3 separate regions of the Homo sapiens genome follow, and all the other regions are linked to region 2. Evidence: read pairs that join two places in POLR2A ChIA-PET (ENCODE). Cell type or tissue: MCF 10A. All regions are shown on one strand. Each heading gives the region's core, and the rest is flanking DNA. Links, peaks and the distances in the headings are about the cores only.

The links. ChIA-PET counts read pairs that join two places held together with the same protein. Peaks named below come from ENCODE experiments on the same cell type or tissue, not always from the same donor. Only the 100,000 strongest peaks of a DNase experiment are listed, where the experiment ranks them.
Region 1: POLR2A ChIA-PET joins it to region 2 with 7 read pairs; 7 of 35 experiments call an interaction of 5 or more read pairs at or near these places.
Region 3: POLR2A ChIA-PET joins it to region 2 with 7 read pairs; 7 of 35 experiments call an interaction of 5 or more read pairs at or near these places.

What each region holds. Positions count from the first base shown.
Region 1 is chr20:10,499,732-10,507,975 of GRCh38, forward strand. The region is part of intron 2 of SLX4IP (SLX4 interacting protein); the gene reads left to right. Among named protein-coding and RNA genes, the nearest start is that of SLX4IP, 69 kb to the left of the region's middle. RefSeq lists an enhancer at 7,473-7,612. In MCF 10A, for the core only: no CTCF peak of the experiment used is centred there; DNase peaks (open chromatin) are centred at 5,340 and 5,780.
Region 2 is chr20:10,656,634-10,664,877 of GRCh38, forward strand. It overlaps JAG1 (jagged canonical Notch ligand 1), which reads right to left. Exons shown (of 26, transcript NM_000214.3): 3 at 7,330-7,381; 4 at 1,835-2,089. Among named protein-coding and RNA genes, the nearest start is that of MIR6870, 11 kb to the left of the region's middle. In MCF 10A, for the core only: no CTCF peak of the experiment used is centred there; a DNase peak (open chromatin) is centred at 4,238.
Region 3 is chr20:10,508,842-10,517,085 of GRCh38, forward strand. All of the region lies in intron 2 of SLX4IP (SLX4 interacting protein), which reads left to right. Among named protein-coding and RNA genes, the nearest start is that of SLX4IP, 78 kb to the left of the region's middle. RefSeq lists enhancers at 2,580-3,059, 2,800-3,094. In MCF 10A, for the core only: no CTCF peak of the experiment used is centred there; a DNase peak (open chromatin) is centred at 2,850.

The DNA.
Region 1 (8,244 bases), core at 2,785-7,784, 160 kb before region 2:
TTGGAGATAAAAGATATTTTTAAAATGTAGTCCTTTAAAAGTCAAAATGATAAAAGTTAAATATTCTAGGTCTGTTATAATCTATAACCTGGGTTTAACTGGATCTAGAAGAGTAAATCTATGTATAGCTAATCATGATAATGACTGCTGTCAAAAATACAAATAAACCCAATAACTGAATTCAAGGAAATGGTACATGTCAAAGTTGGAAAAAGAAAAGCTGTGGTTAAAACATGGTTATTGTACAATTATTAGATGACTTATTTAAGAAACACCTCTTTTGTCAGGAGACCAGAAGATTATGTAGAACCCTGTCCCTTTATTAGACATTGTGGTCTGAGCTCTGGGTTTAGATAGATGGGGAAGACTTTGAATTTATGATGTTATGTGTCAAAATTCTTTTTTTTTTTTTTTTTTTTTTGAGACTGAGTCTCACTCTGTTGCCCAGGCTGGAGTGCAATGGTGCAATCTCAGCTCACTGCAACCTCTGAATTGTTCAAGCAATTCTCTTGCCTCAGCCTCCTGAGTTGCGATTACAGGTGCCCGCCACCACACCCGGCTAATTTTTTGTATTTTTAGTAGAGACGAGGTTTCACCATGTTTGCCAGGCTAGTTTTGGACTCCTGACCTCAAGTGACCCACCCACCTTGGCCTCCGAAAGTGCTTGGATTACAGGCATGAGCCACTGATGTGTTAAAGTTCTATGTGTGGTTCTCTTCATGTGTGGAAAAAGATGGGGCCAGGCATGGTGGCTCATACCTATAGTTCTAGCACTTTGGGAGGCTGAGGCAGGTGGATCCTTTGAGTCCAGGAAATTAAGACCAGCCTGGGCAACATAGCAAAATCCTGTCTCTGCAAAAAAATTAAAAAATTAACCATGCGTGGTGGTGCACACCTGTAGTCCCAGCTACTAGGAAAGCCGAGGTGGGAGGATTCCTTGAGCCCAGGAGGTCGAGGCTGCATGAGCTATGACTGCACCTCTGCACTCTAGCCTGGATGACAGAGCGAGACCCTGTCTCAAAAAATAAATAAAATAAGTAAATAAAAATATGAACATTTGTAAGGGTCTACCATTGCATGCTTTGCCCCTCATGATGTCTCAGGTACTCATTTCAGGATTCTAATTTGCAACCAGTTTTGTTTTATGGATAATGTTCTTGTTGGAAATGCTTCCAAACTCAGGCTGAATGCAGAGTGTGTTACATAAGCACAGATTAAGGCCATGTCTGCAGGGAGATAATGCATTAGAATCCTGTAGAACCAGTGTTTTCATGTGTTCATTTGGTGTAGGCTTCCTTCCCCACTGCCATGGTGATATTTGATGAAACTAGTTGGTGGCTTAGTTACAGGAATTACACCTGAAAATAAATCGCGAAAGTTCCCATATGAAGCACAAGTTTAGCCATATGTACTTACAATGATGATGGCAAAAATAGGTGAAAAACATTGTAGTTATATAATATTACCATATTTAGAAATGCTAGTGATGGTGGAGGGAGTAATAATGACATTATATAATAATGTATGTATAATCAGTGCAGAAAAATTTCCGCTATACTCCAAAAGAAACTAATGCTTTAATTTACATTTGGTTCTTATTTGTTCTCCCCTCCCCCCACAGTCTATCCTTTCAAAAAAAGATGCTAATGAGTAGTAAAGGAACCAGAGCTAAAAAAGGAGCTGTCCTCATCTGTAAATTCACCTTCCCCAAAGAGCTGCAAGTTGACTGTTTGCAGTTGCCAAAAAGCTGGGGCCCAGCAATAAAGTGCTCAGCCCCCACAGCAATCTCCTTCCTTCAGAGGCGGAACTGCTCATGATAAATACTTCTGCCTCCACAGAAGCCTCCTTGTTTTACCTCCTCTCCGCTGTTGCCACCCCACTTGGTTCTCGAGGGCAGCAGGCAGAGTTGCCCAAGACTTATTGTGTGGCCACAAAGAGATGGCAGTCATGCCAGATGGCAGGTTTTCCTTGCTTCTACTTACCCAGACAAACAGACTTAAAGCAGTCTGGTGGTGAAACAAGAATTGTTGTGGCCATGAAGAAAAGTTCGTGTCAAAATGTATTCATTTCCTTTCATTTTCTTCCGAGACGCAGACAACTTTTTAAAAAAAATCTAGTATTTTGTTATAAGACTTTTAAGCAAATGTACTACTTTTATATGCATGTTTTGAATGCCTATGTAAAAATGTAATGGGCACATTGCTTACAGTACTCTGATGAGAGCACACCGTTTGTCTTTAAATAAACCTAGATGTGATCTTTGGTTTGCATTTAGTTTCAATAAGCCAATTATTGGCAGATTTTTCACTGGGTGGGGCCGAAACGGCGGCTTATTCATTTTTTCTTAAGCATAGATACTCAAGGGGGTTAAGTAACTGCACACCACTGGCAAAGATTTGTAATCCTCAGTGCTAGTAAAGGTGAGGCACTTACCCCTTTAAGTGAGGAGAGATGGCTTCCATTTAATTATTGCTCTGTGGCATTTCTGTGTAGGAAGTGGGAGGCACTGCAGATGCTCGGAGGAGTTGGGAGGCCCATGTGTTTCTGCACTACCTGGTCTCTGTGCCCTCGCCTCCCTTCAGCCTGCCCTCTACATAGCAGCAGAGGATCCTGTGAAACACCAGTCAGATCCCATCACTCCTCGGCTCCAATGCTGGGGTATTGATCCAGGCCATCTTATGTAGAGGCAAAGCCCATGCCCTCAGGCCTTCCGATCTGACTCTTCTCTGTGCATGTGCATGCACACTCACATGTCCCCGCTCACAAACCCACTCACTTTCAACCTCACAGGACTTCTTCGAAGATGCCAGCCTCCTTTTCACAGCCTTTGTGTTTACTACTCCTGCTGCCTACAATGCTCTTCCCCCAGATATTTGCAGCGTGTACTCCCTCTCTTTGGGCATCATTTTCTCTTTGAGGCTTTCCTTGACCACCCCATTTACTCTGTTAACTGCCCCCTCCCCAAAATTTTCTGTCTTGTTCTCTGCCTTATTCTTTTTCATCATACTCAAGTCATCATCTAATGGGCTAAATAGTTTCCTTTTTTTTTTTCTTTTTGGTCTGTCTCTATTCTAATGCAAGCTTCATGAAGACAGGGATTTTTACCTGGTTTATTCACTGCTATCCTCCATGCCTAAAATAATGTCTGGCACATAATAGGTGCTCAGTAAATATTTAGAGAATTTGCCAGTAGTATGTTCTAGTAGCCCTTCACAATGGGCATCTGGCTCTTTAGACCTGATGGCTCATGTTATCTTTCTTGCTATTTGACCTTGATATTGGTGACTGTGAGTCTGGTTCCTCCTCTAGTTGTAGTGCCTTGTGCTGCCTTAGACACACCTCCAGCATTGATACAACTGTTGGCCACCTCACTATGGCCTACCCTGCCATCTGTCCTCCCACATTCCCTTATATCAGCAGGGTTCACTCTGGGTATGAATGGGACTCTTCTGTATGCCAAGGTTAAGGTAGGACCCAAGGGTGTATATGATGCAGTCCTTCTGAGTCTTCAGGCCTGCTGTCCGCCAGAGGTCTACAGGGTTAAACTAGCCACTGAGTCTCCCTAACAGCTGGCGGGTGACTGACTGGCAGAGTTTAGTATAGGTGGCCTAGAGGTGTGGCTGGGTTGGATGGACCATTGAAGCAACCTAGAAAGTGTGAGCCAGACATTGCCAGGCACCCTTAAGAAGTAGCCAAATGTGCTGTTTTCTGTGGACCTGCTCTTTGGACCAGCCTGCTGCCACCTTGCCATGGGAGGATTTGATGTGTGTGCCCTATGCTTTTGCAAGCAGCTTTGCTTTCCTCTGAAAGGCATCATCTCTGTTCACAAATGACATGACTTCGTTTCTTAGCTCAAGGCAAAATTTGCTCTTTGAGTTTGTTTCCTAGGGCTGTTGTAACAAACAACCACAAACTGGGTGGCTTTAAACAATAGATATTTATTGTCTCATGGGTCTGGATGCCAGAAGTCTGATATCAAGGTGTTGGCAGGGCCATGCTTTCTCTCTGAGGGCTCTAGGGGAGATCCTTCCTTGCCTCTTCTAGTTTTGGTGTTTGTTGGCAACCCTAGGCCTTCTTGGGTTTGTAAATGCATTGCAATCTTTGCCTCTGTCATTACACAGCTCTTCTCTCTGTGTCTCTGTCTTCTTCTCTTAGAAGAACAACAGTCATATTGGATTAAAGATCTACCCTAATGAGCTCATCTTAACCTGATTACAACTGCAAAGACTATTTCCAAATAAAGTCACATTCACAGGTATTGGGAGTTAGGACTTATCCTAATATCTTTTGGATCTTATGATATCCAGTTCAGCCCACAATTAAACCCACAATGCTCTTCGTGAGAAAGAAGCAGCAGCCATGAAGAAAGCCTAGATATTTTTAAGGGTGGAGAGCGCTCTTGACCTTTCCTTTGACAGCCTTGAGCTTCCCTAAATACTGTTGTCCTCACTGACTGGCTTGTCTTAGGAGTAGGGTTTTTGATCTTCAAACCTTGGAGTGCAGTTCAGTAAAGTGAGACAAGCATACCTTCTGTCTCTGAGGTCCAGGAGCACTGGAAGAGTGGACAGATTAATTGTGAATAGAGAATGCCCTGAAAATACAGGAAGAACCACCCTCCTGCAGATGTAGCTCTGGTCCCTTGTGGGAGCCCCTGGACCTTCGGTGAGGCAGATCTGGAAGGCTACAGCAGGGGATGTAAAGAGCCCCTTCCTAGACCCGCTTCCTGGCCCATTATTCTGCCCTTCCAAATGTATTCCAAGGGCTCCTCATTTTGATCATTGCTCAGTGGCATTGTTGTAGAGGAAGTAGGAGGGTGCTTGGTGGAGTTTGGGAGGCCCATGAATTTCTGCACTTGGAGAAATGTTAATGTTGAGCTTATATTTCTCTCCTTGCAGCACAGAAGACCATTACTAGGTCTGTGTGTAGAAGCCCAAGCAGTTAGAGGGGGCCTCTGCGAGGCTTGTGGGATTTTTCTGGCCAGAAGATGGGCCATGGTGGAGGAAGGCCATGTTAAATGGCTGTGATCCACTGCCTATAGGGAAGAGTACGCAACACACACCCAGGAGGGCTTAGGTAGCCGGAACTGTGGCGGCTCCATACCCCCAAAGTGAATTTTAAACTTGACTTATTTATGCCGTTCTCATAGCAACAGGAAAACTGTTCCGACCTATAGCCACGGAAGACTCTGTAAAAGAAACTGTAGGAGGAAAAAAAGATAATGCCAGGAAAAAAAAAAATTTAATGAAGTACCATTCTTTCACTTATTCAGTCAACTGAGAATAACAGTTTGTGCATTTGGCAATCAAATGGGAAGTGGCATTTCGTGTTGCAACATGAACCTGCTCACATTAAGTGATTTATTTTTTTGTTTAGACACACTGTACTGAGAACTTTCTTCAAGTAGAAAGCTATTAAAAATGTGAGAACAAGCAGTCCTCACTAACCTGAAGCATTTGGGGACTTAGAGGAATGATAAATGCAAACAGCCCAGAATCCAGAAACTGTCTTGAACATTTAAACTCTAGACTCTGGGAATGTGTGCATGTCTTCAGTTAGTCAGATGTAGATAATTTTTCTTTCTGTGAGGTCTCTTTTCACTTATATCTTGTCTGGACAGGGTGGAGCCCCTGCTTAAATTCTATTTCTAGCTTGAAGAAAGACTAAATTATTGTAGACCAAAGCCAGTGCTACTCGGAAAATGGAAAAGACATAGGAGACAGGGCATGTCTTCTTTAGCCCGACTGTGAACTTAGGGCCCCTCCTCTGGTGAGTGCTCCTGGGAGGTTGCACAAGGCTTATGTTCAGCTACTGGGCCAAGCTGAAGGAACGCCTCTCATCTCTCTCATGTTTGTACTGAAGATCCGTGTTTGGTAACCATTTCATAGATCTTTTCTACCACTTGATCCTGGGCTTGTAGTTAATGCTGTGCTCAGCATATTTCTGTGTGATCTTGATAAGAAATCTATTGGCCAAAGACCTTGTGAGCTATTTCTGTCCTCTGTCTCTCTCATCTTCTATTTAATATGTTTGTCTGTATTATATACGTATAAATATAACCGAGTTGTATTACATTAATTCTTTTTTTTTTCAAAAATATATTAAAATTATTCCCCTTTTCTAACCTGCCCATTTATGAGCTCTTGCACGGTAACATCTTGATTCCCATTTTGGCTGAGAAACTACATAAACTAGTTTATTGCATGCTGCTCCATTTTGTATTCATGGTTATGATATTGAAACTTCAGGACCACACACAGATAGCATAGTCTCTGGCCACTTAAGCATGTAAACAGTCTGGCTTTTTATAAAGTGGAAAAATATTTCTTGTGCACTATTTTAACATGATCAGCATGTTGAAACTTGGTGTGCAACTGTGTCAACATTTCTTTGGCTCTGAGGAGCAAACCCGGAGAACCTCATGGTAACATATAAAATGCAAAGCTGGTTTGTTTACTACTGGGATTTAGGCAGCAATTAGAGTCTGTAGTTGACTTCCAAACTTGGGGTACAGAATAAGTGAAATAATTATTTTTGCATCGCGATTATGCTAGCTAAAATAATGATTCCTTTTCAGATGGCTAAGATTCTTTCAGGGAAGCAAAGGAAAATGGGTGGCTGGATTACAATGCAGTTTCTTTATTGAAAAACCCACATTGGACCCAGCTTGACAGTGTTTTCTTTTGTTTCATAAATTTACTGAACACCTCAAATGTGTCAAATCCTTTTCTACATGCTAGGCATGTGAATTTAACAAGACAGACAGGCCTTATGTTGTTTGCTCAAACTCTCTGGCTCTCTTGAAGAGAAACAAACACTAAATAAGTAATCAGGTAAACAAGAAGATGTTTATGATTGCTATGAAATTCAACATGAGATGTTTACCAAGGGCACTGTTGAGACCCTTAGGATGTGTCAGTGAACAAAACAAATGCACATTTTCTTCTCTTAGGGGTCTCACATTCTAGTACAGGAAACAGACCATAAACAATAACTGGAATAAAGACATAAATTGTAGAGCATGTTCATAAGCAGTCAGTACTATCCAACAGGAAAAAGCAGAACCAGGTGAAAGGTATCAGGAGGAGTGAGGCAGCAGGGGGTGTGGGAACGGACAGGCTGCAATTTTATTTTTATTTGTTTATTTTCCCGACTTTATTGGGATATGATTGACAAATAAAAATTGCATATATTTAAGGTGTACAATGTGATGATTTGATGAACTTACACATTGTGAAATGATTACTGCAATCTGGCTAATTAACACCTTCATCACCTCACATTTTGTGTGTGGTGGGGCGGTGAGAACACTTAAATTCTACTCTCTGGGCAAATCTCAAGTGAAGCTGCAATTTTAAATCAGGTGGCTGGGGAAGGCCTGCTTGAGAAGACTTGAAGAGATGAGGGAGTTAGCTCAGATGTGTCTCAGGGACAGTGTTCTAAGCCTATGGGAGGCCAGTGCCTTTGACAAGCAAGGAGGCAAGTGCCTTTTAATGAGGATATGCGATTTGAACTAAAACCCGGAAGATGTGAAGAACCCGTCATGTGTAGAGTTAGGTGGGAGTGCCCCAGGCAGAGGAACAGCAGGGCCAAAGACCAAGACAGGAGAGGAAGAGGCCACTATGACTGCCCCTTTAAAGTGGGGAGATGAGGTGGGAAAGGTGGGAAGAGATTGCTCAGGTAAGGTTGTATAGTCCACGGCAGGGGTTTGGGTTTTACTTTGTGTGAAATGAGTTGTGGAAGAGGAGACACCCTCTTCTGATTGCCCATCTCATAAGAGTTCAGAGAGGAGAGGAAGAATGAACCCAGCATAAACTTACCCTGAGGACCAAAAACCTCATGAGGGTTGGGATTTGATCTGCTGGTTTACCACTGCATCCTAGCAGTGCAACAAATACTAGGCCCAGGAAAGCAGTCAGTATTTGCAGGGATAGACACATGGATGCATGATTTAGTGACATACCTCCTGGGACAGAAGCCTATTATCTTTTATTTTTTGAGATATTTGGAAAATGCAAAGAAAAAAGAAGTCTCAAGAATAATATAACAGCACTTTATGCCAACCACCCAGAATTTACAGCAGTTAACATTTTGGCATGTTTGCTTCCAGCCTTTTTTATTATTTCTCTGTGAATACTTAAAAGGCATACAAGGAGCAGAGGGATACAGTCTCCTTTATATATATATATATACATATATGTATATTTGAGATATATATACACATATGTGTATATTTGATATATATAT
Region 2 (8,244 bases), core at 1,437-6,436:
AACTTCAAGGCCTTGTTAGCAGATTCTGAAAACATGATATTGTTTGGGGACAAAATGCAGACAAGTTGACGAGGGAAGGGGGACCTTCGTCCAGCCTCTCTAAACCACAGCTACCCTGGCTCCTTGAGCAGAGCTTGGTCAGTTTCCATTCTGCCCACACCCTTTTCATTAGAAGAAAAAAAGGTATAGATAATCCTTCCCCATCCCACCAGGACACATTCAGATGAGCCTCAGCCTTTAAAAAAAAAAAAAAAAAAAAAAACAACCCATACCAAATGCCTGGTTTGAAAATTCCATGGGACTAACAGAGCCAGCCAGGCTGGACTCATTGGGCAGGCTAATCTGGTGGCCAGATCTGGTGAGACTTTTATAAAGTATCCTTGCAGAGCAATTCTCTACTTCGTTTAAAAAAAAGAAAAAAGTAACTTCTAAAAAATGTCAGTTTCTAAGACCAGGCAACAGTGGCCCATGCCTATAATCCCAACACTTTGGGAGATTGAGGCAGAAGGATAGCTTGAGGCCAGGAGTTCGAGACCAGCCTCAACAACATAGCAAGACTATGTCTACACAAAATAAAAAAGCTGGGTGTGGTGGCATGTGCCTATAGTCCCAGCTACTTGGGAGGCTGAGGCAGGAGGATCACTTGAACCCAGGAGTTCAAGGCTCCAGTGAGCCATGATTGTGCCATCATGGGTGACAAAGTGAGCACCTTATCTTAAAAAAAAAAAAAAACACCAAACAAAAAACCCACACTAAGTGTTAGGTCGTTTAATTTTTAAAACACACTAAAATATGTTAATGAATTCCCCTTTTCATTTGAATTCCAGAAATGCCATCCTTTTTAAACTCTTCTCTCCAATTATTTAAGAAAGCAGTAGTACTACCCGGGAGAGCTGTAAATTCCTTCCCCCATGACCCACCCCTCTCTCATGGTTGAAAAACTCACTTTGAAATTGAGTCTATCAAAACAATTTACCTAATTATCATGTAAAATAAGCAGAGTACATTATTGCTCATGAGGGGATATTATACAGTTAACAGAATTACCCATCAAGTTGCTATGAATTGGAATCACTGAATTCTATAAAGGGACTGGGACAGTAGACAGCACAGAGACTAAAAGTGGGCCCACTCCTACACCAATAGGAAAGCTTGAGCTAACCACATACCTCTCCCCATCAAAGCCATGCCCCCAAAGACACCTAGTGAAAACTTGCTGCAAGGCTACCCTGAATGCAGGGGCTATCATTTCCTATAGGATAGCCTGTTCAGACAACAACTGGGCTGACCTAGTCCTGTCTGGATCTATTTTGGGTCAAGTTCCTTAGAAGCAGAGTCTGAGAAGGGGATCTGGACATAGGTAGAAGGAATTGAGGGAAGCAGATGGGGTAGGGGAAAGAGCTGAGCAAGAACATGGTCTCAACTGGAGTCTGATTTCAGCCTAATCCCAGGGTAAGCTCTAGAGTGCAAATTGTACTACTGTTTTAAGGCAAAGGAAGCTGGGCTTTGTAGCCCTATGTCTGTCAATCACTGACTGTGAGCTGGAGGAATGGGGCATGCACTGGTTTGGCCAAGGACGAGTCTCCTGAGAAGGAGCAGCTGTGAGCTGTTGGCAGCCAACACAGCACCTGGGGGATGGGGATGCCAGTAAAGGGGATCTGGATGGGGCACCAACAGCATCTTCTACACTCCGCATCTTCATACTGCAGGCCCAGAATAACAGCCAAAATCCCACCCCACCTGAGATAGCCGCATGCCACCTGCCTGCTGGTGGGGTGATAAATGGACACTAAAAGCAACAGGCACACGTGCACATGCACACACACACACATACCTCTGTTACATTCGGGGCCCATCCAGCCTTCCATGCAAGTTTTGTTGCCATTCTGGTCACAGGCATAGTGTCCAAAGAAGTCATCTCTGGGGCGGCAGAACTTATTGCAGCCAAAGCCATAGTAGTAGTCATCACAGGTCACGCGGATCTGATACTCAAAGTGGGCAACGCCCGTGTTCTGCTTCAGCGTCTGCCACTGCCGGCTGGGGTTGATCATGCCCGAGTGAGAAGCCTTTTCAATAATACTGTCAGGTTCTAGAGACAAAGTGATGAATCATGTTAATATTCACATTGCAGCCTTCTTCCCTGACCATTTTGGCTTTTTAAAATAAAAACATATGCACCTGCTACAAAATTCTATCTGTTGTAAAAAAGGCAAAGAAATGAAAAGTTTATGCCCCTACCCAGAGACAACCTGTTACCACTTGTTTACCTTCTTTAATGGGTACACAGTATTTCATTGTCTGGAAACACCAATAAATAATTTACCTAGTCCCTGACATGTGTGCATGTGAGTCGTTTGGGCTTCTTACTATTAAACAAAGCCACAGTGAGCATTCCTTGAACGTATCTGCCTGTGTATGGTTCCCACAATGAGATACTCTAGAAATGGAAGTGCTGAATCAGAGTCCGTGCACAACAAATCAACCTCTGTCCACAGTCTCAAACTACCAGTCTGTCCTCCCACCACCCAGGAAGCTGTGTTTCCCAATAACACTGCCAACGTTGTACATTATCAAACCTTCTAATCTATGCCTGATAGGTAAAGAGGTATCTCATTTAATTAGCATTTAACTAAGTGATGGCAAGAGCCCTTTCTGGTAGTTACAAAACCATTTATATTTGTTCCTGTGAACAGCAACAGCTTCTCTTCTCTGCCAACTTTTCTATTACATTGCCATACTGACTTGCAAGTGCTCTTTACATATGAGAGACAGTAGCTCCCTATGGAATGTTGCTCTTGAAGAAATTTCATTATTCCAGATAAAGGTCAGCAATCATTTCTGGTTTTAGGGTTTTATGTCTTGCTCAGAAAAGCTTTTTGTCCATTTCAAAACTCTTAACTGGAAGCCAAGGAGACGATTAAGTTACTTTTTTTTTTTTTTTTTTTTTTTTTTTTACAATTGTTAACATGGCAACCTTTAAAGCCAGCTCTTAAATACCAAGACCTTGAACTTGATGCATTCCACCTTTCTCCTCTGCCCAGAAGGCAGATGGGAGAATAATTCACCAAAGTTTAGACACAGGTAAATTGAGGGGAGGGTTTCTTTTTTCTTTTTGTTTTTTTGAGCCAAGTCATGCTCCTGAAAAAAAATGCTTACTGAGGATAATAAACACCTCGAGCTCAAGCAGCTCTCAGGAGTATGTAGTCCCTGCCCTGAGGCCACTTATCATCTAGTTTGAGAAGAGACAGGTACAAAAATAGCTCAAACATCAGGTGCCAGCAGTTCAGGGGAGGGATCTGAAAAGGCAGCAAGGCACTAAATCAGCACCCCAACCTGGTTTTGTGTTTGTTTTCTTAAACCTGCCAGCACCAACTCTTCATCACCTTGTCAAATTCAAGACCATCTTGGAGAGACAGTTAGGACTGACTTGCAATGTCTTTGTGATTCTTACCCACCCACATGGCTGTTTTTCTAGGCCTCGGGCCAGTGCTCCTTTAAAAAGTGATGCAAGCCCTATAAGTGACCAGGAGAGAAGGGACTCCTGGGTGGCTTCATCCACACACCGCTTCCAACAGGGCCCCAGCGTTCGCCCTCTAGGGCTCTCAAACTGCTGCGTGGGCAAGACAAGCCTTGAACAAGCTCACATACCTGCAGCCTGACACCCCGGCACGCACTGAACCACTTGCAGGCAGGTAACACTTTACTCGTTTTTGCAAATAAACAGAGGCCAAGGAATGACAAAAATGTCTCTCCATTAACTATGTTTGCTCTGCTGGTTCAGTTAAAAAGCATAGTGGGCTATTACCACGCGCTTACAAGATCTTCATAAAAGGGATCGGTTAAACACACTAGCCATGGCTTAAAGGCATCCAGCTTCTGAGGCTGGTATCAACAACAAACAGTTTAGACAAGAGTCCAGGGCAATCCTAGGGGTGCAGGACTGATATGTACTTTTCAGTCATGCAGTAAGCTTTCCACTTATTTCCGGGAAGTGTCGTGCAGAGGATCACTTCAGAATCCTCAGTGGAGCTATGGAGCTGCATACATAATTTCACACCTGCTCAGGGAGGGGGTCGAGCATGTCTGGGTTCAAATACGTCTGCTGCCTGCTTCCTGATCACGCTTTCCTTCAGCTTGGGGCACTGGAAAGGAATCTGTGGCAGTTCGTTTGGCAGTCCAGCCTTGTGACTGGAAAAGGACATCACCATGCCTCCCTGCAATCCCCAGTGCCACGAAGATGAGTCACGAAGAAGCCATGACCGCCTCGCAGGCCAAGGAGGAGGTGATGAAGGGCGAGTCTGAGCATAACCTGGGACCACACCGACCCAAAAACCTGGAAGGGGGCCTTAGCCGAGAAAGCTAAGCTACAGGGAAAACCTGGTCTGAAGTGTGCCTATTTATGTTTACATGTTTATTATGCATTACAGTAAACTGAAACCATTTGCTCTAGGGGAGAAAGAAATTTGGAACTCTATATACCACAGTCCCAAAATGTAATAAAAGACTTTGGAGGACCGATGACAGAAGGACCAGCCTTAAATACTTTCAAATACATAAACAGCACCTAGGCTATATTTGGGCCCGAGTCTGCCTGTGAGGGCTCACTGCAGAGCTGATAGAAGGAATTCTCTGCCCTAAAACTCAGGGCTCTGCCTTTGATTTACATCTGAAGCCAGAATGTTTACAACTCGCTTGGGTCCCACAGGGCAGCCAACTCCGTTTGGGCTTCTGAACATCCTCAGCTTCTGCCCTGTGGAGTGCAGTCCAGAGGGAGTGGCTGAGGGTGAAGAAAGGAACAAAACACTCCAAGTAGCATAAACAGCATGTGCAAAGGTCCTGAGGCCAGAAAGCATGTGATGTAGTTGAGGATAGGAAGGCAACTGCTAGGGTATGGCCAGGCTACAGATACGATGGACAACACGGTGTGTAAGACAAGGCTGGCAGGGAGACAAAGCTGGGCTGCACAGAGCCTTGTGGGCCACATGAAGATCTGTCCCAAGAGCAACAGAAGGCCACCAAGTGGTTGGTTTTTCATAATAAGGGTGACAAGCAAATGTTATGGCTCTGAAAAGACCAGGATGGCAGAAGAATGGAGAAAGCACTAGAGGTGAGTCAGAGCAGATAAAGGTGGACCAGACGAAGGCTACTCTAAGTTCAGTCATGAGCAGATGGTGACTTGGACCAGGGCAGTGGCAGAAGGCAGGCAGATTCAAGTGAAGAGCTGGAGAGATTTTTCAGAACTTGGAGGTGGACTAGGTATGGATGCTAACAGAGAGGGGGTACACAGATCGCCTTCTATATTTCTGGCTTATGGCAATGAGTGTTCAAATATCGGTGCCAGACACCCAGAAGGGGCCCTGGGAAGGGACTGCTTTTGGCAAGAGAAGATCCTGAGTTTGGTTTTGACTGTGCTGAATTCAAGATTCCTTGGAAGCATCATAAAAGAGGCCAAATAGGCAAGTGGAGAAACCATTTCCACCAAACCCATCTCCCTCTTCAGGGTTCACCAAGTGAGTTTTGATAACCTGCAATGGGCACCCTTGAGGTTTAAAAGAACTTTATTCCTACCTCAGTCTTTCTTGTCCTCTTCCAGGGATTTGATTACCCCCCCAGGAGATGAAACATCCTAGAACCCCAAAATCGGGCTACCTGGAAATGCAGACAACTGTGGGTAGCTCTGGACAAGCCCTGGGTTCCCAGGGGACATAACTCCCTGACCTGCGAGGTGACAGGAGGTCCAGGAAAGGTGCTGTGAATGCTGCAGTGTGGCGGGGAGGTCTCTCACATGTCCCTAACAAGTATACTGACCTGGCTCTTATCACAGGCCAGGATCAACCTCAAGCTGTTCACTCTACCGGGTGGATTGTTTCAATAGCTAAAAGGGAGGGGAAAGAACACCATGTCGACACCATACTATTACAGAAGAGCCTATGTCTCCCCCCTCCTCAACCCCTTCTGCCTAACGCTTAGTTACCATTGTAAGCAGGTCACAGTGACATAATGTTCACAGTCCTCAACGTTTGTGGCAGGGAGGGGAGAACAAACAGGTGTCTATGACCCTGACTGGCATCAGCCATAGCCAAGGCTGACAGAGCTTCCCTGCCACCCCCACACACACCCCCCCACGGCATTACAGGGTAGCCCTCTGGGGAGGAAGACTCGAACCTTGGACTTTCATGAGCTCCCCCTCCAGGGAGGATGACATCCAAAAAGCTGGACTTAAGATTCCCAAGCTAGAAGAGTGACCCAAATGGCCTGGGACTCTCTGGCACATCGGAGCTCAGCAATGATTCTGTGGCTCCAAGTAGCCCAATAAGCCAGCCACAGGTGGAAGCTGCCCACGTAGCAGGCACCAAGCCCTCACTGCACCCACGGTGTGCATTCACCATTTTCTGTCAGCAAAAAAAAGCAAGGCAAGGAAAGATGAAAATATATTATTCACAGTGAAAGCAAACAAAAAAAAATGGTAAGATAGAAAAGCAAAAAGTACAAGGCATTCAGAGAACAGAGAGCCAAGACAAGAAGCTGGATCCACTCTTCCTCATGCACAGACCAAGAGATTTCAGTGAGCATCAAGTTTTCCAGCGACCGCAACCCAAACTCTGCTGGCAAAAAGGGAACTTGAAGTTTCGGCTCGTGAGCGAAAACACTGTAAAGTTACAATTAAAGAGCAAGACTACTTTGTAAGCCAGACTATGTCATTTCAATCACATCCTCCATGGCTTATCCACCAAAACCAACCCCTCAGTCCTGAAAGGCAACCTGCACTGAAAACAGAGCCATCTTTCAGAAAGGGACAAGGCAGGTAATGGCTGTGAAGCTCTGGAATTGCGCTTCAATGAAAGGTTTGTGGAGCAGTGTGGGAAACCCGGAGAGACTAGAAGCTCACCTGCCCACCAAGTGAAATTCAAGGTCGGTCTCTAGAGCCCAGCACCACCTTTATGGCTTTATCTTTCTGATGAGAGATTAAACACTCACTTAAAGTTTAAATGGACTTTTAAAAAGTCACTACTTTGATCCTTTAGCAGACTACAAGGTTTTAAAGTTGTAAAACCATTAAGATCTCTATCCCGAAGATAATCTAGGTTTCATAATCAGGGAATGAGTTAACTGGGATTCTGTTCTGGCCACTTAATATTCCAAGCAAAAATCCTAGAAAAGTTAAGGAATACATTCCACTGAAGGTTCACCCTGGGGTACAGGGGAGAACAGAAGGCAAGAGGTGGCAGAAATGCTAAGTACTAAGGAGACAGATCCAGCTCCAACTGGTTGGCCAAGCCCCACACTTCCACGTGTGTTTAGAGAAAAGTCCACAGAAGCGATACTTACGAACGGTGTCATTACTGGAATCCCACGCCTCCACAAGCAACGTATAGGACCTCTGCAAGACAAACAAACAATTTAGCAATTCAGAAACAGGGTCGACTTTCCAAAATCTCGTACATTCTTGGCCTCCCAGAATACCCCACCAAACAAAACCATAATGCCAAAATAAAAATTCTGTTGGTTGTTGCATTGAGTTCCTGGATGTTTAAATCCAAACCAACTCCCCTTCCTTTGTCAGCACTCTTCCCAGGTTGACAAATGACTCCTTTCACCTGGCAGGGACGCACTGGAGTCAACATGCATGCAGGCAGCTCAAAGTTGAGATCAGGAAATGCCACCTCACTATATGATATGAGAGTATTTAGCATATAGTTTCCCAAAACTTTCCAGACCCTGACCCTAGTGCATGAGGAAACACACACACACACACACACACACACACACACACACACAAAGAATTTATTCTAAGCTAACCTAACCAGGTATTTGTACCGAGGGGGTATTGCTAAGGTTACACTTTGGGCCCTGGTGAGGCAGTCTCTAGGGAGGCCCCCTTTTCCTTTTTAGAACCCCTTTGAAAACTCTGTCTATGTGAGACCATCCTGGCTCCCACAAGTATCGGGTAACTCTAGGAAACAGGAGGGGGTAGATGCAAAGTGACTCTGCAAGACAAAGAAGTCAACCTCACTTGGGCGGTGGAGTTGGGGGCAGATCCCAGGGAAGAAAGTACAAAGGGAGAAACAACCGCACACCCATGGGTTATATTTATTGATGAACTTATCTGTTAATAAGATCTAACATTCCAAGAATAATCAGAGTCTACTAACTAAACAAATTCCCTGGATACTGGCAAGATGCCAGCTGTTAAACTGAAGGCACCTTTTATCTTCCAAGCTTATCTCAGAATTCCACCTCCCC
Region 3 (8,244 bases), core at 225-5,224, 150 kb before region 2:
CTGGGTACAGCCAAAGACGACTCCCAGTGAGTGGCTCTCCACTGAGGGTTCCCTGCAGACCCTGGGGCCTAACTTGGGGTGTCTGTTAGACATCCCAGCCTGACATTTTGATACTGGCTGGCAGACACATTTGGATTTATGGCCTTCCCAAGAGAATCATGCTGAGGTCAGTGCTGCTATGTGAGGCTCTGTAAGCATTCCTTAGTAGCTCTGTGATGGGTTAATCTCCCTCCTCCCACTCCGAGTCAGGGTGTCACTCCCTTTCCCCTGTGATTCTACCCACAACGTCTGACCTAGTGCCAGGGGCACGGAGTCTCTTTTAACTGCCATGGTAGTTGGCATCAGGTTGTAATTCAGCATTAGGGTACTCTGACTGTGAAATTGTTGTTCCCGGGTCTTTCAATTATTTCTGTTATTCAATTATAAAGATAGTGGGGAACATGGAGATAATCTCATTCCAGCTTATAGTTTTGCAGTTGAAGAAACTAAAGCCCTGAATGGAAAATGACTGAGATCACCGAGTTGATAGTCACCAGCAGAGCACCGTCCCCACTGTGGAACAGTGACCACCATGGGTGAAATTGCTCTGATTTTGGGCTGTAATTTATCTGAACCAGTAAGTTGGACAGCCTTGGCAACACTATAAAGTAGAGGGTCGCTCTCCTGTACCTCATTTCCCAAGTGTGGTAGGATATCGCCTTGATACAGACCAGATTCTCTTCCTGTTAAAGAAAAGTAGTTTGCAGCTGATTCACTATGTGGACGAAGATCCATCCAGAAAGATGTTCATTGCAGCATTGTTTACAGTGGTGAAAAAATGGGGACAGTTGGTCCCGCATTGGGATGATGAATACATTTTTTTTTTTTTTTTAAGCCACAGAGTCTCACTTTCTTGCCCAGGCTGGAATGCAGTGGTGCGATCATAGCTCACTACAAAGCCCTGGCTCAAGCAGTCCTCCCCTTCGGCTTTCCCAGTATCTGGGACTACAGGTGTGTACCACCATGCCTAACTATTTTTTAATTTTAAAAATTTCTTTAGAGGCAGGGCCTTGCTTTGCTGCCCAGGCTGGCCTCAAACTTCTGCCTCGGCCTCCCAAATTGCTGGGATTACAGGTGTGAGCCACTGCACCAGCCTGATGAATAAATTTTGACACAGCAATATAATAGAATATTATGCAGCTATTAACATTCTGTGTACAGAATTTTAAATAACAAGGTCATTGAAAAAGTCACTGGTCATTTTTGAGCCTAATGTTATAATATTAAGTCAAACAGGCAGAATTAAAAGGAAGAATAACAATATAATTTTAAATTTTTAAAATTTCCTTTTTAAAAGAAGAAAATGGTCAAAGCATTTACTAGTCACTCTTCTTGATTGGTGAAGGGAAAGAGGCTGTGTGCCGTCCATGCACTGGATACTACATCTGTCATGTCTGTGACACTGCCATGTGGTTTTTACCCTTGATTTGTATTCAGACTGAACAAATGATCCCCAAGCCCTTAGGGTGCTAAAGAGTGCATGAGCCATACTCCTTGTGGCCACACACACCTTTCATCCTGGATAATGGGCAGCTGGGGCCACAGGCCCATTGTGCAGTCAAGTATCTTGCTTCCTGCTAGTATCAGCGGGGAGCACGGAGCCCTGCTGGTGGAGCCTGTCCAGCTCTACTAAAGATAGAGCAAGCTGCAGTGAAAGAGAGCCTGGCCATGGCCTTAGGTGCCTTGCAAATTATTGTTGTTATTATTATTATTATTATTATTTTTATTATTTTTTTTTTTTTTGAGATGCAGTCTCGCTCTGTCACCAGACTGGACTGCAGTGGCGCAATCTCGGCTCACTGCAACCTCCACCTCCCGGGTTCAAGTGATTGTCCCGCCTCAGCCTCCCAAGTAGCTGGGACTACAGGCGCCCACCACCATGCATGTCTAACTTTTTGTATTTTTAGTAGAGACAGGGTTTCACCATGTTCGCCAGGATGGTCTCGATCTCTCGACCTCATGATCCACCTACCTTGGCCTCCCAAAGTGCTGGGATTACAGGCGTGAGCCATCGCACCCGGCGGTGCCTGGCAAATTATTAATGGGCCCAGGGTGAATGGACGCAGCATGAATTGGGCACACTGTACCTTTGAAGGACCCTGCCAGCCAAAACCACTGGGCCTGTTGTTGGAGACAGGGCCGCTTCCCGGGTGACTTTATCAGAGAACCTGGCTTTGGTGCCGTGTTCTTGTCCCTCCATTTACCTTTTTGGCAAAATGGAACCAAGTTGTGTCCTTATTCTGTTCTGAGTTGATGGTGGTCCTTTAAAACTTAAAAAGTTTGCAATATGTTGTTCTCATAATCTGCTGACACCTATTTACTCTCTGGTGTATCCTACATATTTCCCCGTTCTTAAGATGGGGCTGATGGTGTGCGTTCCCAAAGCTTTCTTCATCATAGTCTCAGATAAAAACACATGGCACTGGCAGTCTTAGTCAGATCCTCACTCTCCTGCAATCCCTTCTGAATCCTCCATGCCATGGGGCTCACACTGCCCTAGGGATACTGTCAGGGATGTTGAACTCCATGAGACTGTCTGTTCACCTGACTCCCAGGCAGACAGTAAGGCGATCAGGCTTTTCCTTAAGTTGAGCTGAAAGCTGAAATCTGCCTCCTTGAAACCTACCTCCAGCTGTTTTAATTTTGCCAGCAGAGTATGTCCAGCTCTTCACCAGTAACAGCAAGCACAAATGACTAATTTAAGAAAAGCAGTACAGCAGCTGGACGTGTTCCATCTTCTTTGATGCTCACCACCTCCCTGTGAGGAAAGTACTCTTACTACCCCAGCTTCGCAGATGACACTTGGAAAACGTAAGGACCCACAGTTAGGTGGCCAGACTGAGAGCAGAGTGCTGAGTCACCACACGGTGCTGACTCACCCTCTTCACGTGACAGCCCTTCCTGTGTGTGGAGACCACAGTGGTTTTCTTCTTCTCTAGTAAATAGTTGAGTTCCTTTGACCATTCCATGTGTAATAATGTTCATTAAGTATGAAACTAAAATTTATTGAAATTTAACATGAAATTGTTGCATAGTAAAAACTCATGCCTATCATAAGAGAAGTAATTTGGTATTTTTTTCTTGTCAGATAATAGCATACAAATGTGAGATTATGGGATTGGAAAGCAATGTCTCTGAGTTACTTGAGTCTAGAACAGGGGTTGGCAAAATTTTTCTGTAAATAGCCAAATAATACATCCTTTAGACTTTGTGAGTGATAGAGTTTCTGTTGCATTAACTCATCTCTGCCATTATTGCACAAAAGCAGACATAGGCAATATGTAAACAAGTGAGCATGGCTGTGTTCTAGTAAAATGTTATTTGCAAAAACAGGCAACAGCTGGGTTTTGACCTTGGCTTATAATTTTCACTTAATGGGGTTTTTCTTGATAATGAGAAAGAATTTACAAGTGGGTGCTAAGTAGGAGAATCCTAGATGTTTTGTTATAATTATTAATAGCACCCCTTTTTAGTTTCAAAAATGTCTTGGTCAATAAATTAACGTATTGTCATCCTGGTATTATGTCACTTTAAGTATTTTTTTTTAAAGAGATGGGTTTTGCTCTGTCAACCAGGCTGGAGTTCAGTGGTACAATCATACCTCTTCTGGGCTCAAATGATCTCCTGCCTCAGCCTTCCAAGTAGCTAGGACTACAGCTGTGCCCCACCATCCCTGTCTAATTTTATATATATATAGGTGTGTGTATATATACATTATATATATATAAAATATATATAGTATTATATATTATATATAGTATATATAGTATTTTTTATATATAGTATATATATTGTGTATATATATTTTATATATAGTATATATAGTGTATATATATTTTATATATAGTATATGTATTGTGTATATATATTTTATGTATATATATACACACACACACTCTATATATATATATATATATATATATATATATATATATATATATAGTTGTTGTTGTTATTGCCTAGGCTGGTCTTGAACTCCTGGCTTCAAGCACTTCTCCCTCCTGCCTTAGCTTCCCAAAGTGGTAGAATTTCAGGTGTGAGTCACCACACCCAGCCACTTTAAATTTCTTAATGAGACTAAGGTGAAATAGAAACTTTGGTTTATGTCCTTACCATGGTCAGTCATTTTTTGTTACAACAGAACTTTTCTGCATCAGGTGACTTTTCCATAGATTTCTATCCTGTCCTAGTCCAGGAAGAGGTCCTGGCAGTGAAGGAAAACTCAAGGAGGGAAAACGAAGACCTCCTAGAGGAGCATCCCTAGCTTACTTTTTGGGAGTAGTGCCTGTGTGCTGGACACTGTACCAAAGGCTTTATATATGGCCTATCTTAGGAAACAGCTGCTAACCCCAGGAGTTAAGTATGATTATTATTTCAGTTTTACTGACGAGGAAACTGAAGCACAGAAGCTTAGGAAATTTGCCTAGGGTCACAGAGCTGGAAATTTGGTTTGGATTCAGGCCTACACTGTCTGGCTCCAGAACCCAAGCTGGGAGATTGAACAGGTGTGAAATAATTAAATCTAATAAATCAGTCAAATCAAAGCAGGAGAAGATTGGGATGAGGTTAAGAGGTGGAAGACATACCTCTCATCCTATCCATCTTAGGTACAAACATCATGGAAGTCGGGGGTATTAGCTGCACCTTTTCATTACAAAATCCTTAGGCCTGCTGGTTAAGAGAAATCTCAGGGCACTGGAGAGACTTGAGGGCAGAAGATGCCAGGTGGGCAAGGGCATCCTTGGATTTAGGAAGAGTAGGAGGCTGCCTTTTGCATTAGAGCTGCCTCTGGCATTCCCAGGGTTTTGTCTGGCTGGGCCCAAGGGCTAGAAGGACTGGAGGAGTCCTAGCTGTGCCTATCACTGGCCATTGCCCCTCTGCAGCAGAGTAGTCAGTATGCAGCACAGCATCTGCCTGGCACTTAAGATGTGCATCTCTGTGGGACACCTGTGGCTTCTAGCGAGGACAGTGGAGGGAGAGTGGCCCACACTAGTCTCTGGACTCTTATACTTTAGGCCCCCTACTTCTAGCTCAGTGATTTAAGGAGAACACCAAGTTGTACATAATTTTCAAAGGGAGGGGAGTTGCCTTCTTTAGATAAACCTATGCCAAAAGGAAATCTTTAAAAATAATTCCCATCAGCTCTTATTATTTCTGGGTGGTATTTTTTTGTACATTTTCCAAAGCAGTGACCCTAACCACAATGAGGACAGTCATTTGGAGCTTTTGCAAGCTACTCATTCAAAGAAAAGTGCAAAGAAGGGTGCCTCTAGGTTTGGTTACAAAACTCTACCGGGGAGTGGGAGGTGAGAGTGGGAAACCGGTGAATATGCCTCCTGGCCCCAACTTTTTAAAATGTATCCTTTGAGGTGTATTCTATTTGGTGCATTTTCCCAGATTTTGAATGTTGCCCCAGGACAACTGTCTTAAGTTCGTTTTGGCATCAGGACAAATGAGAGGATGTTTCCTGTTTGCCTGACTCTTGCCCCAACTTCTTTCTCTGTTCTGTTAAGCTCTTGGCTAAATTCTTTCCTCTTGTATTCCACATTTTAACTGACATTAGGGCACCAAGTGCAAAAATCTGCAAACAGTTAGCTTTCCTGTTTGAGCATTCTGGTCAGATTATGCTGAAGTTAAAGTTCTTGTAGCACGGAAGGATCACCCTCTGTACAATGCATTAAGTATTTAATAACTGTACTAATAATTACAAACACTTTTAATGGGCCACTTGGGAGCCTTAATGTGGTTAAAAAATGTATTTCTTCTCTGTCAAGTTAACTTGTGTCAAATTGAGAGAAATTCTTCTAAGCAGCTTTGAAAGGTTTGAGCTTCATAAGCCTAGGAGCAAGTAGCATATTGTGAAAGTAGTTTTTATGTAAGAAGAGACAACAGAAATAGGGTGAGTATTAATGTAGTGCTTTGTACATTTCCTTTATAGTTTTGTATTTTTTAGGTGGAGAAGTGTCCCACCACCCTGTTGCATCCGCTGTATGTCAGGTTAAGCAATTTTTAGTAGGATTGGCAGCAAAACCAACTTTGGAACACAGGACTCTCTGGCTTCAAGATCTCTTCTTTGGGAATGTGGACAATTTGGATTTGGCCATTTTTGAAGTATTTTAGAAAATAGGACACTCTTGAGGGGCAGAATTGAAGGTCGATGCGTCTTTTGTTAAATTCACATTTATTTGTAAGTTGAAGCTTTTTTTTTTTTTTTTTTTTTTGAGACGGAGTCTTACTCTTGTCACCCAGGCTTGAATGCAGTGGTGCAATCTCGACTCACTGCAGCCTCCACCTCTTGAGTTCAACCTGTTCTCCTGCCTCAGCCTCCCAAGTCGCTGGGATTACAGGCAGCTGCCACCATGCCCAGCTAATTTTTATATTTTTAGTAGCGACGGGGTTTCACCATGTTGGCCAGGCTGTTCTCGAACTCCTGATCTCAGATGATCTGCCAACTTCAGCCTCCCAAAGTGCTGGGATTACAGGCATGAGCCACCGTGCCAGACCTAGCTGAAGCATGTTTTTGAGAAATTATTTTCTGGTGAAACAGGTGTGCCTTTGAAGTGATATAGTTGCTTTCCAAAGCTCAGAAAGAAAGTATTAAAACAAGGATAAAGTCCTATAATGTAATTACCAGTTTTACTTTGTTTTGGCTTATTTAAAAGTGTTGGCTCCTTACTCCAAATGAGATCCAGTCAAAACACTTACAATTATAGTGTGCATACATTAAGGACTTAAGAAACTGTTATTTCTCAGGTATTTGGAAGGAAATGATGTCTTCTGGATGAAATTCATGGCATAAGCATAGCTCATTTAGTTCACTAGCCTGAATATTCTATCTGAATGGTAACTTTTTTAAATTTAAAAACTTTGCTTTTAGGTGTATTTGTATGGTTGGTATCAGATGATTATTTCTTTCTGAAAGCTGATATTTTAAGAGAGATAAAGTCTTTACACCTGATTTTGCTGTGTGAGAACAGCTCTCTCACATGTTACTTGAGGTTTTTTTGTTGTTGTGGTTGTTGTTTTGAGACTTGGTCTTGCTCTGTTACCTGGGTTGGAGTACACTGGCGTGATCATAGCTCACTGTAGCCTCTGCCTCCAGGGCTCAAGTGATCCTCCCACCTCAGCCTCTCGAGAAGCTGAGAATACAGGCATGTGCTACCACACCTGGCTAATTTTTGTGTTTTTGTAGAGACGGGGTTTCACCATGCTGTCTGGACTGGTTTCTAATTTCTGAGCTCAAGGGAGCTGCCTACCTCGGCCTCCCAAAATGCTGGGACTACAGGTGTGAGCCTCCATGCCTGGCCTCGTGAGGCTATTTTTATCTGCACCTTAGTATCTGGGATAGTGGTGCCTTCCTAGGCATGGGTAGGTACACACATACACAAAATGTCAATGCTAGCAAGTTTTTATTCTTTGAGGAAAGGTTTAGTTTTTTTAGCTCAGAGAAAGTAAGTTTAGTTTTTCAACTCAGAGAAAATCACCTTATTAATCTTCAACAGATTAATGTTGATTAATGTTATTGAGCAAAGCTGAGGTATGATTCTAAGGTAATGAGGTTTGTCTTCTACTGAGGCTTATAAACTGAATCTTAGGCTGTTACAGAAAAGAAATTGCTGTGGGTTGGCAGCACTGAGGAATGAGCATTCTGCCTTCTAAGACGTATGCTTGTTTGTAAGTGTCTGTTCTGAGATGTTTTGTAACAAATCAGATTCATTGCTTTATAGCCCTTCTTCATTAAGATGGGTCTAACACGGAAAACCTCAGAAGCTCACCCCATCAAAGACAGCTGTGATAGAAATATCAAGTAATAATAAGTTTGCTGCTGTGATTTTTTTCAGAAGGAATTTGCTGGCATCAGCAAAGAAAATTTCAAAGTGGGTTAGGTTGTCTCCATTGGCTTTTATTCATCTTTCCCTTTCACAGAATGAAAAAATGTCTGGGCTGTTATAGCTTTGTTCTAAAGTGGCCCATAATTTTGTCTATGTTTTACATCCCAGTGGATTCCTAAGTCCAAATATGGTATTGCTTCTCAGAGAGGTCTCCTTTTCTTTCCCTTCAATCTATACAATATTTAGTAGATTTATTTTGAGATCAAGATTATCTTTTAGGTCAACCTGCAACTTAAAACCTGCTGGACTAATGTATTTGAATGAGCATGGGAGGAACTATGTATGAACATTCTGATCATTTTACATTGTCAAG